Linked DNA regions of Mus musculus: region 2 is linked to region 1. The links are chromatin loops, found by intact Hi-C in ENCODE. Cell type or tissue: left cerebral cortex. All regions are shown on one strand. Links, peaks and the distances in the headings refer to the core of each region. The heading gives the core; the rest is flanking DNA. Region 1 has its middle 240 kb from the start of Gm25439. Region 2 has its middle 130 kb from the start of Gm32171.

Evidence for each region. Peaks named below come from ENCODE experiments on the same cell type or tissue, not always from the same donor. Only the 100,000 strongest peaks of a DNase experiment are listed, where the experiment ranks them.
Region 2: it touches region 1 in a loop (2.1-fold over the local background); 1 of 42 quality-filtered maps calls a loop at or near these places.

The regions. Positions count from the first base shown.
Region 1 is chr9:33,670,630-33,678,293 of GRCm38, forward strand. No RefSeq gene overlaps it. Among named protein-coding and RNA genes, the nearest start is that of Gm25439, 240 kb to the right of the region's middle. In left cerebral cortex, for the core only: no CTCF peak of the experiment used is centred there; no DNase peak of the experiment used is centred there.
Region 2 is chr9:33,385,567-33,393,230 of GRCm38, forward strand. No RefSeq gene overlaps it. Among named protein-coding and RNA genes, the nearest start is that of Gm32171, 130 kb to the left of the region's middle. In left cerebral cortex, for the core only: no CTCF peak of the experiment used is centred there; a DNase peak (open chromatin) is centred at 3,808.

The sequences.
Region 1 (7,664 bases), core at 1,687-6,686:
GACATGGAGACAAACCAGACAGTATTCACAGTGAGCAGCAGAGGCTGGATTTTGAACTTCGAGCTGTACACGTCAGTGCTTGACTCAAGCTTTGCCATTTGTGTAACTTTGGGGCAAGTGGGTAGCTGCTATGGCCCTGTTTGCTGATCTGCAGAAAACAAGAATAAAACATCTGAAATGCATGGAAGATGCATCAGGTCCCCATGGGCTCAAGTGCTGAACTTTGGTGGCACTAACTTGAGAGGTACTGAAAATTTGAGGAATCAAGCCCTTGCCTTGCAGGGGGAAGTAAACCCCTGGGGACCTGTCTTTGAGGGGTAGAACTAATGGCCAGACCCTTCTTCTCACTCTGCTGTAAGCCCACCCTGGAGGGTGTTAATTCTACCCTAGGTGTCCTTCACTGTAATGCTCTCTGTCACTCCAGACCCAGAAGAGACCTGGCTAGGGATGGTGGACTGAAACCATAAGCCAAACTAAAAAAAAAAAAAAAAAAAAAAAAAAAATACCCGCCTTAAGTTATTCTCTCTCATATACCAGTTACAGCTGTGGAAAACTAACATAGCAGTCATATATCACACTACTGTGATTACATAAGCTGTGTGTGTGAAAGTCTTTCACAATCTGTAAGGCATGGGACACATGGCACAGGTGACAATGACCTTAATACACGATTCCCAGAGTTTACTTCACTACTATCTAGTGCTAAGGGTTGGGTGTCTGAAGTCTAACCTTGTACCAGTTTCCTATTCTACAGTATCTTTAAACCTCATTTTAGTATATGGAAATTAGAAGGCTGTCCATCATATAAAACTACAATGATTTCTCAAAAAAACAGCACCTTCTGGCCAGTTTAAAATTGTAAACTTTATTTTTCACTTCTACACACTCTAGCCTCTAAAACACTCTGCTAAGTGTATACATGTCTTGGTCTGCCCAAATTAGTGGACAGTGGTCTTTTCTGTTCTATTGGGACTATATGCTATATATAGTCCCCCTCAGCCGATCACCTGGTTAAGTGTTCCCAAAGGCCTAATCATCATTTCATTATAAAAATATGATCACAGGGCACATAATATCATTAATATCAGTAAATATCATTAACATGGATTAAGCATACCCCACAAGCCCAGGGTTTATAAATTATTACATTAGCTAATACATTTTAAGCTAATATTCATTGGGAGCTTACTATGTATCAGGCAGTGTAATCGATCTTGTTTCATTTATTATTAAGAAGAACTCCAAAAATTAGGTATTATTAGCTGCATGTGATAGATAGGAAGTATGTAATGGAGTGAAATGGTGTGGCTTCTTTGATATATTCATAAAACTACGCACACATCTGCACCAAGGCCTCCCATCTGACTCCAAGCCTCAGCTAATTCTATCTTGCTGTGGTGTATAAGACAACTGCTCTGTGCCTTAACAGAGATGGAACAAGTCTCATGTGCCACACACTGGCTGGGCTACTCACCCTTCCATGTATAGTTACTTCCGAGGGGCAGATACAGAGCCACTTGGGACTAAAAGAATAGAAATAAAAATGGGCAGAGCTCAAATCATCCTTGGCTAAGAGCCGAGAGAGAGATTGAGAGGCTCAGGGCGAAGCAATCTTGAACTGGAAATGGAGTTGAGGCCCATTGACTGGCCTATATGCATATCACCAAGGCTCTGGCTAATGGCTGGAGAGGTTTGTCATGTGGCTAAATACCTCAGAGAAAGTGCTGGGCAGTGGTCAGGAAGTAACCAGCTGTGACATCAGGGGCTTACCTTCACTGGAATCTATTTAGGCTGATTAGGAGTCCTAATTGTGGCCAGCTGCTCCCCTGATACCTCAGTGAGATCAGTGTTGGTGATAAGGACAAACACTTCTGCCGAGCAGGTGAGTACACACACACACACACACACACACACACACACACACACACAGAGAGAGAGAGAGAGAGAGAGAGAGAGAGAGAGGGAGAGAGAGAGAGAGAGAGAGAGAGAGAGAGAGAGAGAGAGAGAGAGAGAGAGAGAGAGAGAGAGAGAGAGAGAGAGAGAGAGTTTGAACTGGATGGCCTAGGGTGGCATCACCTATCTCCTACAGGTGAAAAGAGGAATCACAGTAGCTAACCCACCATACATTTTCCCCACCCTTAGTCCCCAGTGACTGCCTGAATCCTAAGGTCATTTGTGATAATCACAGAGCTTGGTTAAGAGGAAAAATGATCAGGAAGGTTGTAGCAGAACAATAAACCAGACGGATCCAATCTGCAATAAATCACCATTATAAACCAAGTGACCTCAGTCAGGAAGGGCAATGGTAAAGCTCTGAGCATTGGATGGTATTCTGGAAGCTCATCTTGGCTATGAACCTGTGGAGGCAGCTGTGGGTCACAACCTTGGAGTCATCAAGATAAATGCATTCTGGTAATTCTGTGGGGATAATGAGAGAAAAAAATGCTCAGATTATAAGCTTTGGGGAGTAGGAGCTGATTATAGAGAAAGCCTAGGTCATTCAGGACAATGACACATATCAAAGGGCTGTTTGTCCCTCTCATCCTGCAGGAAGAACTCCCACCAGATTAGTATGGCAAGCTTGTTACAGTGAATGACATGTCTAGCTTTTCCTCCCACATAGTGTTCCATGTATTTCTTCTAATTAGAATTAGCCTTTAATTGAAGGCTGTGCATTCCAAACATTTATAGAAATGAAATTTCCTTTTATATATGGCAAATAGAACTGAAAATGTATAGGTTTCTTATCAAATTAATGAAATTTTAATGTGATATTATGCTATCATGTGTGGAAACTGACTAGGGTGCATGTATTTGTAAAGTGAGTCAACAGAGTATGTCTTGCTCAGAAGTAGACAGTCAGACAGACATACAGACAGACACACACACACAGAGTCAGACAGACAGACAGACAGACAGACACACACACACACACAGAGAGAGAGAGAGAGAGAGAGTCAGACAGACAGATAGACAGAAAGAGACTGAGAGACAGAGAGAGAGGGAAGAGAAGAGGAGAAACTTAATTTTTGCAATATCAATATGCCACATATTGACCTATTTCAAAAAGAAACTTAGTAGAGAAATAAATCATAATTCTGTCTCAAGTAGCCTTGCCCCTCACCATATGTTCTCCATATGTTGAGAGTTTGAGGGGCTAAGAGGTGGTACTTGGTGAGATGAAATAACTAAATCTTCCCTACAATGTTTTCCTGAAACAATATTATAACTAAAGAGCAGGACAAATAAGTCTTAGACTACAACTGGAAAGACAATACCTGGCCATTGAAATAGTAATTTTTAGGTAATATCATGGTGTCGTCCATGTGGGCCATGCCCTCTGATGCTGTGCAGATGACATAAGTCTTCCCAGTCCATTCTCACCACAGCCATGCTCCCATTGTCCAACTTGACATTAGGGTGTTGCACGAGTTTGATGTGGTCTCTTAAGCTTGGGTTCTAGAAAAGCTGGTTAGAAAACATGGGTCATGCAGTATCCCTGGCTCAGGTCTTCATTTAGAAATTGGTATCAGGGTCTTTCCAGTCCCATAGTTAAGGATTGATGGGGAATCAAAAAAGACCATGTTTGAAATGACACTCACCCAATGGTAAACTTAATGTCTTTTATTCCTTTACCTTTGATCAATTCACTTTCTACCTAAGATACTACTCTTGCTCCTTTGGACCAGCCCTTAATAAATCACAGAAATTGTTCCATGCTGGGACTGGAGGGACACTTGGATGCTATCTGTAGCACCCATCTCCTATATTGTAAGAAAGGATGAAAGGAATAAGAAATAGCAAGAACACATAAAAACACAACATATTCCATGAATCAGAAATGATGAGAATAAACAATTCTTAGGTGCTTTTGAGAAGCTACTACTGATAACATCTCTCTGTAAATCAAAAGAGTTAAAGATACTGGACACCAGGAAAAGAGAGGGGTATCATCTTTGTATTTCTCCCTATCAACATGTTAGGACATTTGAGTTTACGCTCCTGCAGCTGAAGTCATTAGGAAAGGGATTTATTCTGAGATGTCTGTCCATGCTAGCAGCTTGGATCATGAACCTAGATGTCCAATTCTTGTGAGTCATATTCCAAACAAAACACTATGCTGAAGGAAAAACACCGCAAAGATGAGTATTTTGTCTCCTTTGTCCCCCTTAAAATTATAGGGAGACTGTGCATACATCTACACAGAAATGCAGAAACCATGTCTGTTTTCTATGTTATTATGCAAGGCATCTGGGCTGTTTTGTCGAATATTTCAAAAACCGTAAGGACCCAAGAGCCACAGGCTATGCAAAGATCCTTTCTGTCAAGGTCAAGACAAGGACACAAGGCTGATGGAGGCAGAAATAAAGAGAATTCTGCCCCAGGACCCTTTAACAGAGCAGGCCACAGCCCACACTGAGCCTGTAGTCCCCACTGCAGAGTGATTAACACACCCTTTTCCTCAGACCATTTCTGTTTGAAAATCTATGAAGCCACTTAACTAACCACCTTCACCACGCATTCGTGAGGAAAGGAACAGAATTCTTCAGACCCCCTATCCTTCATGTTCTCCTTTCTCCCACACTTGAAGGGTCTCCAATTTCTTAAATGGCTTTTAGTAATTTGTGTGGCTTTCATCCCAGCCTCTCCAGAGATGTCTTGTCAGACAATAGCACTTGGTAACTCTGTTGTCTTCTTCCCTCACAGGGTTACATTATTTTTTATTTCTTCCCTCCACTTCTTTCTAAATGGTGTCACTGGAGACTGACAGAAGCCTGAAATGATTTGCTGGGATTCCTCAGGCATTAATGCCTCTTCAGACTACAGCAGAGTGATATCTGAGTTATGGCTTTCCAAAGTGGATTTTTTTTTATTTAATGCTTGAAATATAATCTTAAGAGAAGAAAAACGCAAAACAATATGTAAATTAAAATTTGTAAAATGTGTTCCAGTGAAGATAGACCCTGGAAAATTATACATAGAGGCCTCAAAAGTTGTTTTGGGTGGTGGAATTAGGTAAGCTTAATGGTTGTTTGTTTTCTCATGCTATTACTTTTAACAGTATCATTCTTTTTGAGTTCAAATATTTCTAAGCTTGTCAGTCCCTAGGGTAAACTAAATTCAGCCAATGAGTATAAATGGTACGGGGGGGGGGGGGAGTTGGTCTTATTGCTCAAAGCCTTATCCTGAATTATAAGCATAATATGGCTCTTTTTTCCCCCATTATTAAGGAAAATTCTATTAAAGACCAGGAAAGGAAGAGGATCTGGGGAAAGTAAATATCAAATTCTTACATCCCAAGGAAATCTGAAAATCACTATTGACCATTCAAAATGATATCTTCTCAAGGCTTGGGACAGCATTGAAAGCTGCACTAATTACCTCTGTCTTCCATGTTGGCTTAGTAGAATAATTACCAAGTACATGGGTACTAAACAGGGGAAGGGATAAGGATTGGATCTTGGGATAGCCTCAGAGACTCTGCACTCGGATTTTATTTAGAAAGTAAAACACAAGTAACAATCTAAGCTCTATGCCTCTTACTTTCCATGTTCCTCCTCTTAGGATCAGCACCTATATTAGTAGGTTCTTCATTGGCTCAGAATTTTTCTCCTTTAGTAGAAAGAAGAGAAACCTGCCTTTCTCATTAGTCTCCTAATGAGACTTGGGTATTTTGTGTCTCAATTCTGATCATGCCATAACCCATGAGAACTGAGAAGAGCTCAAAAGATTACCTTTAAATCAGTTCTTCTAGATGATTGGTGAGCAACTGAAGCTGATGCATCATCCCCACTGCCGCCTTTTTCTCTTCAATTGAAACGTTTCCACCATGTACCATCCAAACTAAATGTGTAGGTTCTGTGTAGTATGGCATTCCAATCAGGAGTGATATAGTCTAGTGGGGCTCCTTCATAGCATAAAAGCATATAAGTTTCTAGTGAGCAAAATTCCTACTCATAACTATTTCTTGATACCCAATTCAGAAAGGTTAAGTGCACACCTGCCCACAATGGGTCTCTGAGCTTCCACTGTTTCTTCTTAGGGACAAAGTGTGTTCATGGAGCCTTCATCTTTCCCTGAGTTTGAGCCAACAGATACTTCACGATCTCTGCCTTGTTTCCAGAAGCCCTTTTGACCAAAATGCTTGTCTTGCCAGTAAAAAAAGCGGAGACTAAGTCTATCTAAGAACAGATAGCAACTTGGAGTTTACTAAGGTTTTTGATATTCGTCAGCAATTACTTATTTGAGATGAAGAAAAGACTTTAAATGTATTCTTTACATTGATATATGACAAAGAATATACTAGCTCTGAACATCTTTTCTATTGTTGGGTCCTGGACACCTTCCTGTATATAACAAATGTCTCCGTAGCAGTGTAGGATTCTGACTTCACACAATTGAAAGAAAGTCCTGACTTGTGTGACTGCATAGTATCTGTCTCCTCTCAGACTGCATGAGCTCCACAAGAATTGGTCACTCTCAACACTACTGTGCTGTAGCACACGGCTCAAGGAGTGGTGGATGCTCAATGAAGATGCTTTATCCATTCCGTGCAATGTGCAAAAGCACAGAGAAACAGCTTAGATGAGAACTTTCCTGGGCTTGTCTCAGTTGCCTCTGGAGAAACAACTAATAACTGCATGTTCAGAAGATTGCTGTCGTCTCTCTGCCTCCAACATGGTGCAGTTTCATTTCCTGCTTTACAGTGCCTGAAACTTGCCTTCCAAGTGTTCCCTGAAGATACTCAGGCTTCAAGTTCCATAGAGCCCAGTCTGTCTCAATGTACCTGTAGTTCAGTTAAAACGCATCCCAAGACAAAAGAAAGCAAGTGTGTATACACTTCCCGTTTAGCACCGCGACCATTGTTCTTGTGTCAATTCTGTAGACACAGCATTTTCTCTGTTAAAGATCAGAGCCAGAATGGCAATCACATGGCTACATGCTCCTCCTGTTGGGCTGCATTGAGTAGACTGCAGAGACACTTACTGTTCCCGGAAAGTGGAGAGATGAATCAAAAACTTCAATAAGAGAAACCCCAGCTCTACCTTTCCCATATGCCTTTCAGGCTAGACAGGATTTAAGTCCAAGAAAAGAACATAGTTTGTACAGATTTTTTTTTTCTCTTTGAAGGAATAATAACAACTGTCGATGCCTTAAGCAAGGACTCCAGAAGGTTCTGTGTCCTGTTTTAAGAAACTCTCTCCTGCTGCTGAGACCAAGTCAAGGCTAGAATTCTGACAGTGCAGAGCCTGTCACCTTTTTCCTTGTAAGACCAATATGTGGTTAAAGAGATGCAAGTGACCTTTACAATGGAAGAAAAAAAGTCCTTGTTCTTAGTACCATGCTAAGCCTCAGCATTCAATTCGAAACCACTAATAGCACAAAGTCCACCCTCGAGCTTTGCTTTCTCCTGCCTTTAAAGGCTGCAGGGTCATTTTCATCTGCATGGATTGATTCTTCCTCTTCAATCCTATAAGACTGAGATAGAAATTTCTCAGATCTGTTTTGTTCATTATAAAATTGCAATGAAAAGGTATGAGGTCAAGCGCAGACTCCCCATTCCTTCGCAATGCCTGATGTCCAAGGATTCAAGTTTTAAATTTATTTAGAACTAATACTGAGAGAGATCTAGAGGTCATGTTGGTAATAAGCCAAACAGAAGG
Region 2 (7,664 bases), core at 1,484-6,483, 290 kb before region 1:
GTGACAGAACACACAAAGAACATGACAATAATTTTATTTTTAATTCTACCTAGGACTTTTAATCATTTACAGCATATTCAAATGACAATATATTTAATATAGAAGATATCATGTAGATTTAGGATCTTTAAGTTTTAAACTTCTTGCATGTTTTCTTCTTCAAAACATCCAGCGTTACAAAATACATACCGTATTAATGATTCTACATGAATATTTTATCCCATTTAATCTTCATACCCCAGAGAAGGAGCCATCTTTAACAAGCCCATATGATTGATGGAACATTGCAGGTTTAAACATTTGGACCTAGGTCAAGTGAACAGTTGTAAAATTCAAAACAATCCCATCTGACCCCACAACTCCATCTATTTACTGAAAAATTCCAATTATTATAACAGTTAAGGAATTTTGTGAACCTATCACTTATAGAAAATGTGGCATGGGGCAAAGAAAAGAAGAAAGGGGAGACAAAAGAGTTAAGAAGGCATTGGACACCAGAAAAGGATCCTTAACAACACTTAAATGAACCCTGGAGAAAATGGATGGACAGTCCCAGGGAGGAGGGGAAACTAGATACAGATAGTCCCATGAAGCATCATCTCTTAGGAAGCTAAAAGATTGGCTATCTTCTATGTGGTGTGTTCTTCAGCTTTCTGTTCCTAAAAGAAATATCTGATACCTTAGTTTGTGATAAGAAAGGTAATCTTGGCTCTTGGCTGTAGAAGTTTTGGGTTAACCCTACTCTGCTTGTAGGCTTGTGCTTAGTCAGCACACTGTGGTGGATAACTGAGAAAAACCAGTTACCCCAAGAACAGAGAGTGAAAGAGAGAGGAAGGTTCTGGGCCCACGGCTGAATGGTTTGATCACCTCCAAATCACACTGAGCTGCTTACATCATTAACACATGAACCTTTGGGTGATATTTAAGACTTAAAGTATAGCTCAGAAAAATGTTTGGGAATAAACCACTCTAGGATGAATGGAAAGGTACATATTAACTATCCTGTAAGAACTAAGCCCATATGACTAGGGCCTAGGCAGCTGAATAAATTGTAGGCATTTCCTTGTTTTGGAGAATTAAGACAAAGATTAGTATGGAAAAATAAGTTAAAATATCACCTCTATTGACAATAATTTTAGTTTCTGAAATTTTTCGTTCCAACACTTAGGACACATTTAGAACATGGTGCTATTCATGTGGAATGTTCAAAAACAGCAGCGAACAGGACACTGGGCATGAACCCCATCCAGTCCCCTTAGTCCAAAGAGAATTAACATTTTTGTCAGGTCTGCTGGTTCACAGAATGAGTACTGAAACTCCACCTTAAAGTGTTAGGTGAAATACATGTCTTAAGGGACTACTGAGTAAAGCTGGGAGTGGACTTGAGAAAATGATCCATTGCTGGAGAGTTCAAGACCAGGGAAGGCCTCCTGCCTTCTGATAAAGAGCATGACTGCTGAAGAATGCTGGGTTTCTCCTGCTTTAGGTAGACAGTTCCCAAAATAAAAGGGTGGAACTGAAAATAACATGCTTAACTTATTTTCCCTATGTTCATCATTAGATTAAGCCACTTTCTAGCTCTCAGTCAAAAAGGACAAAAGGATTCAGAAATGGTAGGGGTCAGACCAGGTGGACCCCTCTGTGAGGACATTGCATTGAAACAGAAAAGATAATCACTTGTGTTACAGTTTAGCACCCACAAAAAACTTCATGGGCAATCAGAGGGGATCTCCTGGTTACTTAGACTCTCTTCTATCCAGTTTGGAGAAAAACCTGTTAATCATCAGGGAAATGCAAATCAAAACAACCCTGAGATTCCACCTCACACCAGTCAGAATGGCTAAGATCAAAAATTCAGGTGACAGCAGATGCTGGCAAGGATGTGGAGAAAGAGGAACACTCCTCCATTGTTGGTGGGATTGCAAGCTTGTACAACTAGTCTGGTGGTTCCTCAGAAAATTGGACATAGTACTACTGGAGGATCCAGCAATACCTCTCCTGGGCATATATCCAGAAGATGTTCCAACCGGTAAGAAGGACACATGCTCCACTATGTTCCTAAGCAGCCTTATTTATAATAGCCAGAAGCTGGAAAGAATCCAGATGCCCCTCAACAGAGAAATGGATACAAAAGTGTGGTAGATTTACACAATGGAGTACTACTCAGCTATTTAAAAGAATGAATTTATGAAATTCCTAGGCAAATGGATGGACCTGGAGGGCATCATCCTGAGTGAGGTAACCCAGTCACAAAAGAACTCATATGATATGTACTCACGGATAAGTGGATATTAGCCTAGAAACTTAGAATACCCAAGATATAAGATACAATTTGTAAAACACATGAAACTCAAGAAGAACGAAGACCAAAGTGTGGACACTTTGCCCCTTCTTAGAATTGGGAACAAAACACCCATGGAAGGAGTTACAGAGACAAAGTTTGGAGCTGAGAAGAAAGGATGAACCATCTAGAGGCTGTCGTATCTGGGGATCCATCCCATAATGAGCCCCCAAACGCTGACACCATTGCATACACTAGCAAGATTTTGCTGAAAGGACCCAGATATAGCTCTCTTTTGTGAGACTATGCCAGGGCCTAGCAAACACAGAAGTGGATGCTCACAGTCAACTATTGGATGGATCACAGGGCCCCCAATGGAGGAGCTAGAGAAAGTACCCAAGGAGCTAAAGGGATCTACAATCCTATAGGTGGAACAACAATATGAACTAACCAGCACCCCCCAGAGCTCGTGTCTCTAGCTGCATATGTATCAGAAGATGGCCTAGTAGGCCATTAGTGGAAAGAGAAGCCCATTGGTCTTGCAAACTTTATATACCTCAGTACAGGGGAAAGCCAAGGCCAAGAAGTGGGTGTGGGTGGGTAGGGGAGTTGGGGGGAGGAGGGTATGGGGGACTTTTGGGATAGCACTGGAAATGTAAATGAAGAAAATCCTTTAAAAAAAGAATTAGTCCTCACATGGGATTTCATGTAGTATTTGGAAACAAAATGCTATGAGGAGATATTGAATGTATGTGTGCACGTGTGCATGTTGTGCATGTGTATGTGTGCATGTGTGCATGAATTTTGTATGTGTGTACATGCAAATGTATACATATGCATGCTTATGTTCATGGGTGTATGTATGTATATGTGAATGTGTGTATACTTGTGTGCATTTGTGTATGTGTATGTGCATGTACAATTAGATATAGATGCAGATGTAGAAATTAGTGGGAGCTCTAGAAACCTTTAGAGAGGAATGAGCTGCATTTATTTAAACCACTTTTTAAAAATTTATTAGGTATTTTCTTCATTTACATTTCTAATGCTATCCCAACTGTCCCCCCATACCCCACCCTCCACTCCCCTACCCACCCACTCCCACTTCTTGGCCCTGGCGTTCCCCTGTACTGAGGCCACTTTTGATTGGCAATGTTTGATTTCATTAGTTGAACATAGCATAGTCTTGTATCAATTGCACTCAATGAATATATGTAATAACCAGTAAGAGTAAGTTGAGCTGGTGGTATAACTATATGGTAGGGTGTGTGAGGAAGAAAGTAGTTGGAAGAAAGAGGAGGAGGGAGAGGGGAGGTAGAAGGCAGAGACATTAGTATTATTTGGTTAATTTTAAGTTGAAATGATAATCACCTGGGAGTGACAGTTCCACCTAGAGCTGCTGTTTGTGTGGTGCCTATGTAAGCAAAATGCCTGTGTGTTCCAGTCCAATAGTCTGTAGGAATCAGCAAAGATAGAATTGCTCTTCTTCTGACTCAATTTTCAAGATGTTTAGGAGGAACTGCTGGTGGTTGGTATTCTACCCTAATGTGAGTCACACCATCAGGAAGGGATGAGTCACTACTACACACACACACACACACACACACACACAGAGAGAGAGAGAGAGAGAGAGAGAGAGAGAGAGAGAGAGAGAGAGAGGGAGAACATTCATCACTGTCTTAAAATGATGCTGAGGTCACAAAACTCCATGTTCATTTTCAGGTTTTAATTTTGCCAAATGAAATGAATATAAAACCAGTTTAATCTTCTCTACCAGACCTGCCCAAGAACAAGCTTTTTTTTTAAGATACACTGATGTTCCCCAGACAAGCAGGCCTTTGCCTTCTTTGGAATTCATAAGGCCCTTTATGTCTATTACCGATAAACAGAACTTGTCACTTCCCTTAATTAACAGCAAATCAGAGGCGATTTATTCTTACTTCGCTTACTCAGAGACACAGCAAGATCAAAGAACTCTTCAGTCATCCTGCCCTTGAGGTGGGCACTGTCTTTTTTATTCCAAATTAAAGTACCAGCTTTAGGCTGAAGCATTTAGCAGGGCTTTCTTTAAAAGGTGGTTTGCCTAGAAAAGCACTCTCAGTGAGAACACTACATCAGACTGGACTACATCTAAGCTTTGAAAAAATACTGTCAGAAATACAGCCATGAAAGAATGGGTTCAAACCGTTTGTCATGTGCCTGTTTCTTCTGGAAAACTCACCCTGTGATGTTGTTTCTTAAGGATGAGTGAGTGTTGGGAGGAACAAAGCAGTCATAGTGATCACACATCTTTATTTGGAAAACTCTAATGATTGGTCTTCACTGCTCATTGCAGCATGCAGGAAGCAAGGATATTCCTTGCACCATGTGAATCCCAACACACACACACACACACACACACACACACACACACACCCCTATCCACCTATCTGATTCTCATGTTGTTCCCCGAAATCCAGGTCATTATTTGATCATTGTAGAACCAGTTTTGCCATCTGTCAGTTAACCTGTTCCCAAGGTGTTCCCATCAAGAGGGCAAGAGATCTGGTAGCATGACGGGTTGGCAATGAATAGGAATAAAAGTCTTAGTGGAGTATAAAAGTATTTGGGGGGGATATACTGTATAATATTGTGATGATTGCTCAAAGCTAGTGGGTTATACACTTAAAAATTTGTGGAGAGTAAATCTCATGTCAAGGGAAAAATGAGAGGATTGAGAGCTGCTGACATTTGTCTTTCTAGCTTAAATATACATTCTTTATTTCTGTTCCCTCTCAAACGTCAAAGCTTATTGCTCTTTTCAAATCACGATACCAAGGTACTTCTGAGGAATCCTGGAACAATGGGAACAATTGAAACTGAAACACCTTGAGCAAAAGATTATTGAGAACTCAAATGCTCACTTGTAACAAATGATAACATCTTCTGAAACAAGCTCCACTATGACCCAGGTATTCTCACCTACTTCATAGCAAATATCTTTTGGAGACAGTAATCTTGAGTTCACTCTATAGACGGGAGATGTCTGCTTAAACACAGCTGTTCTTCAATTATGTCTGTTGAGAATTAGTTCAAGGGCAACCAGCAAATACTTTGTTAGTATAAAGTCCCCGTCTTGATGGAAATTTTAAATGAATAAAATGACTTTATGTTAAATCTGTATGGATAGTATATCTACTCATTTAGAAGAATGTTAAACGTTTTTACTCTGATTAGTACCTGGTAAATTCACGTTAATCCAATGCATGCTTAGGGTACATACACTTAGCCAATTTTTGCAGGTCTGTTCCTGATTAGTTGTGCTGATTCTGAGCAATTGTTAAAAACACTTTACATTCTATTAAAGTTCTAGGGGAAAAAGTCATTGACATTTTGATAATCAATGAGTTCATATGAATAACAAATATATGTGCATATTTTCAGTGGATTTTTGGGCAGAAAGAAAGTGACTCATTAATGCAGTGTTTCTCAACCTGTGGGTCATGACCCCATTAGGGGTGAAAGACCCTTTCATCGGAGTCTGCTCAGACCATTGAAAAACACAAATGTTTATATTACAACTCATAACAGTAACAAAAGTACAGTAATAAAGTAGCAACAAAAGTAATTTTATGGCTGGGAGTCACCACAGCATGAGGAACTGTATTAAAGGGTCATAGTATTAGGAAGGATGAGAATCATTGCATTAATGTATTGGTAATGTTTCATAGAAGTTAGTCTGCCATGGAGGGGAGCCAAGGGTATGAAGAACACAGAAAAATATCTAGGTAATGGAGTTTACCAGCAGGTACCCCTGAACTACTAGTTTCATTAAATTATAAGTTGATGGTCGGAGGCTGCGCCATCTTCGGCTCCAGACAACCGGCCACCTTCCTGACAACCGGCCACCTTCCTGGTGAGTGCACAGGGATCCCCCAGCCCGAGAGGTTTGTGCCTCAGGCCCCGGCAGCGGGAGCCTCCTTGGCTCCGGGACTCTGTGGAGGGCAGGCTGCACGGGTGACTGTGTGGAATACAGAGGCCAGCCGTTTCTGGGACAGGCGAGAGCCACAGAGCTTCTGAGGCGGCGCCATCTTCGGCTCCAGACAACCGGCCACCTTCCTGGCCAAAGCAACACAGCTTCTGGGAAAGATCCTGTTTTGGGCCTTCATCTTCAGCCAGGAGGAGGTCCAAACACCAGATAACTGTGCACCTTCCCTGAAAGAGGAGAGCTTGCCTGCAGAGACTGCTCTGACCACTGAAACTCAGAGGAGAGAGCTAGTCTCCCACGTCTGCTGATAGAGGGTAACAAAATCAACAGAGGAACAATCTCTAAACAAAGACAACTATAACAACTAACTCCAGAGATTGCCAGATGGCGAAAGGTAAACGTAAGAATCCTAATAACAGGAACCAAGACCACTCACCATCATCAGAACCCAGCACTCCCACTTCGCCCAGTCCAGGACATCCTAACACACCTGAAAAGGTAGACCTGGATTTAAAAGCATTTCTCATGATGATGGTAGAGGACATAAGGAAGGAATTTAATAACTCACTTAAAGAAATACAGGAGAACACTGCTAAAGAGTTACAAGTCCTTAAAGAAAAACAGGAAAACACAACCAAACAGGTAGAAGTCCTTATAGAAAAACAGGAAAACACATCCAAACAGGTGATAGAAATGAACAAAACCATACTAGACCTAAAAAGGGAAGTAGACACAATAAAGAAAATCCAAAGTGAGGCAACGCTGGAGATAGAAACCCTAGGAAAGAAATCTGGAACCATAGATGCCAGCATTAGCAACAGAATACAAGAGATGGAAGAGAGAATCTCAGGTGCAGAAGATTCCATAGAGAACATGGGCACAACAATCAAAGAAAATACAAAATGCAAAAGGATCCTAACTCAAAACATCCAGGAAATCCAGGACACAATGAGAAGACCAAACCTATGCATAATAGGAGTGGATGAGATTGAAGATTTTCAACTCAAAGGACCAGCAAACATCTTCAACAAAATCATTGAAGAAAACTTCCCAAATCTAAAGAAAGAGATGCCCATGAACATACAAAAAGCCTACAGAACTCCAAATAGACTGGACCAGAAAAGAAATTCCTCCCGACACATAATAATCAGAACATCAAATGCACTAAATAAAGATAGAATACTAAAAGCAGTAAGGGAAAAAGGTCAAGTAACATATAAAGGCAAGCCTATCAGAATTACACCAGATTTTTCACCAGAGACTATGAAAGCCAGAAGAGCCTGGACAGATGTTATACAGACACTAAGAGAACACAAATTCCAGCCCAGACTACTATACCCAGCCAAACTCTCAATTACCATAGATGGAGAAACCAAAGTATTCCACGACAAAACTAAATTCACCCATTATCTCTCC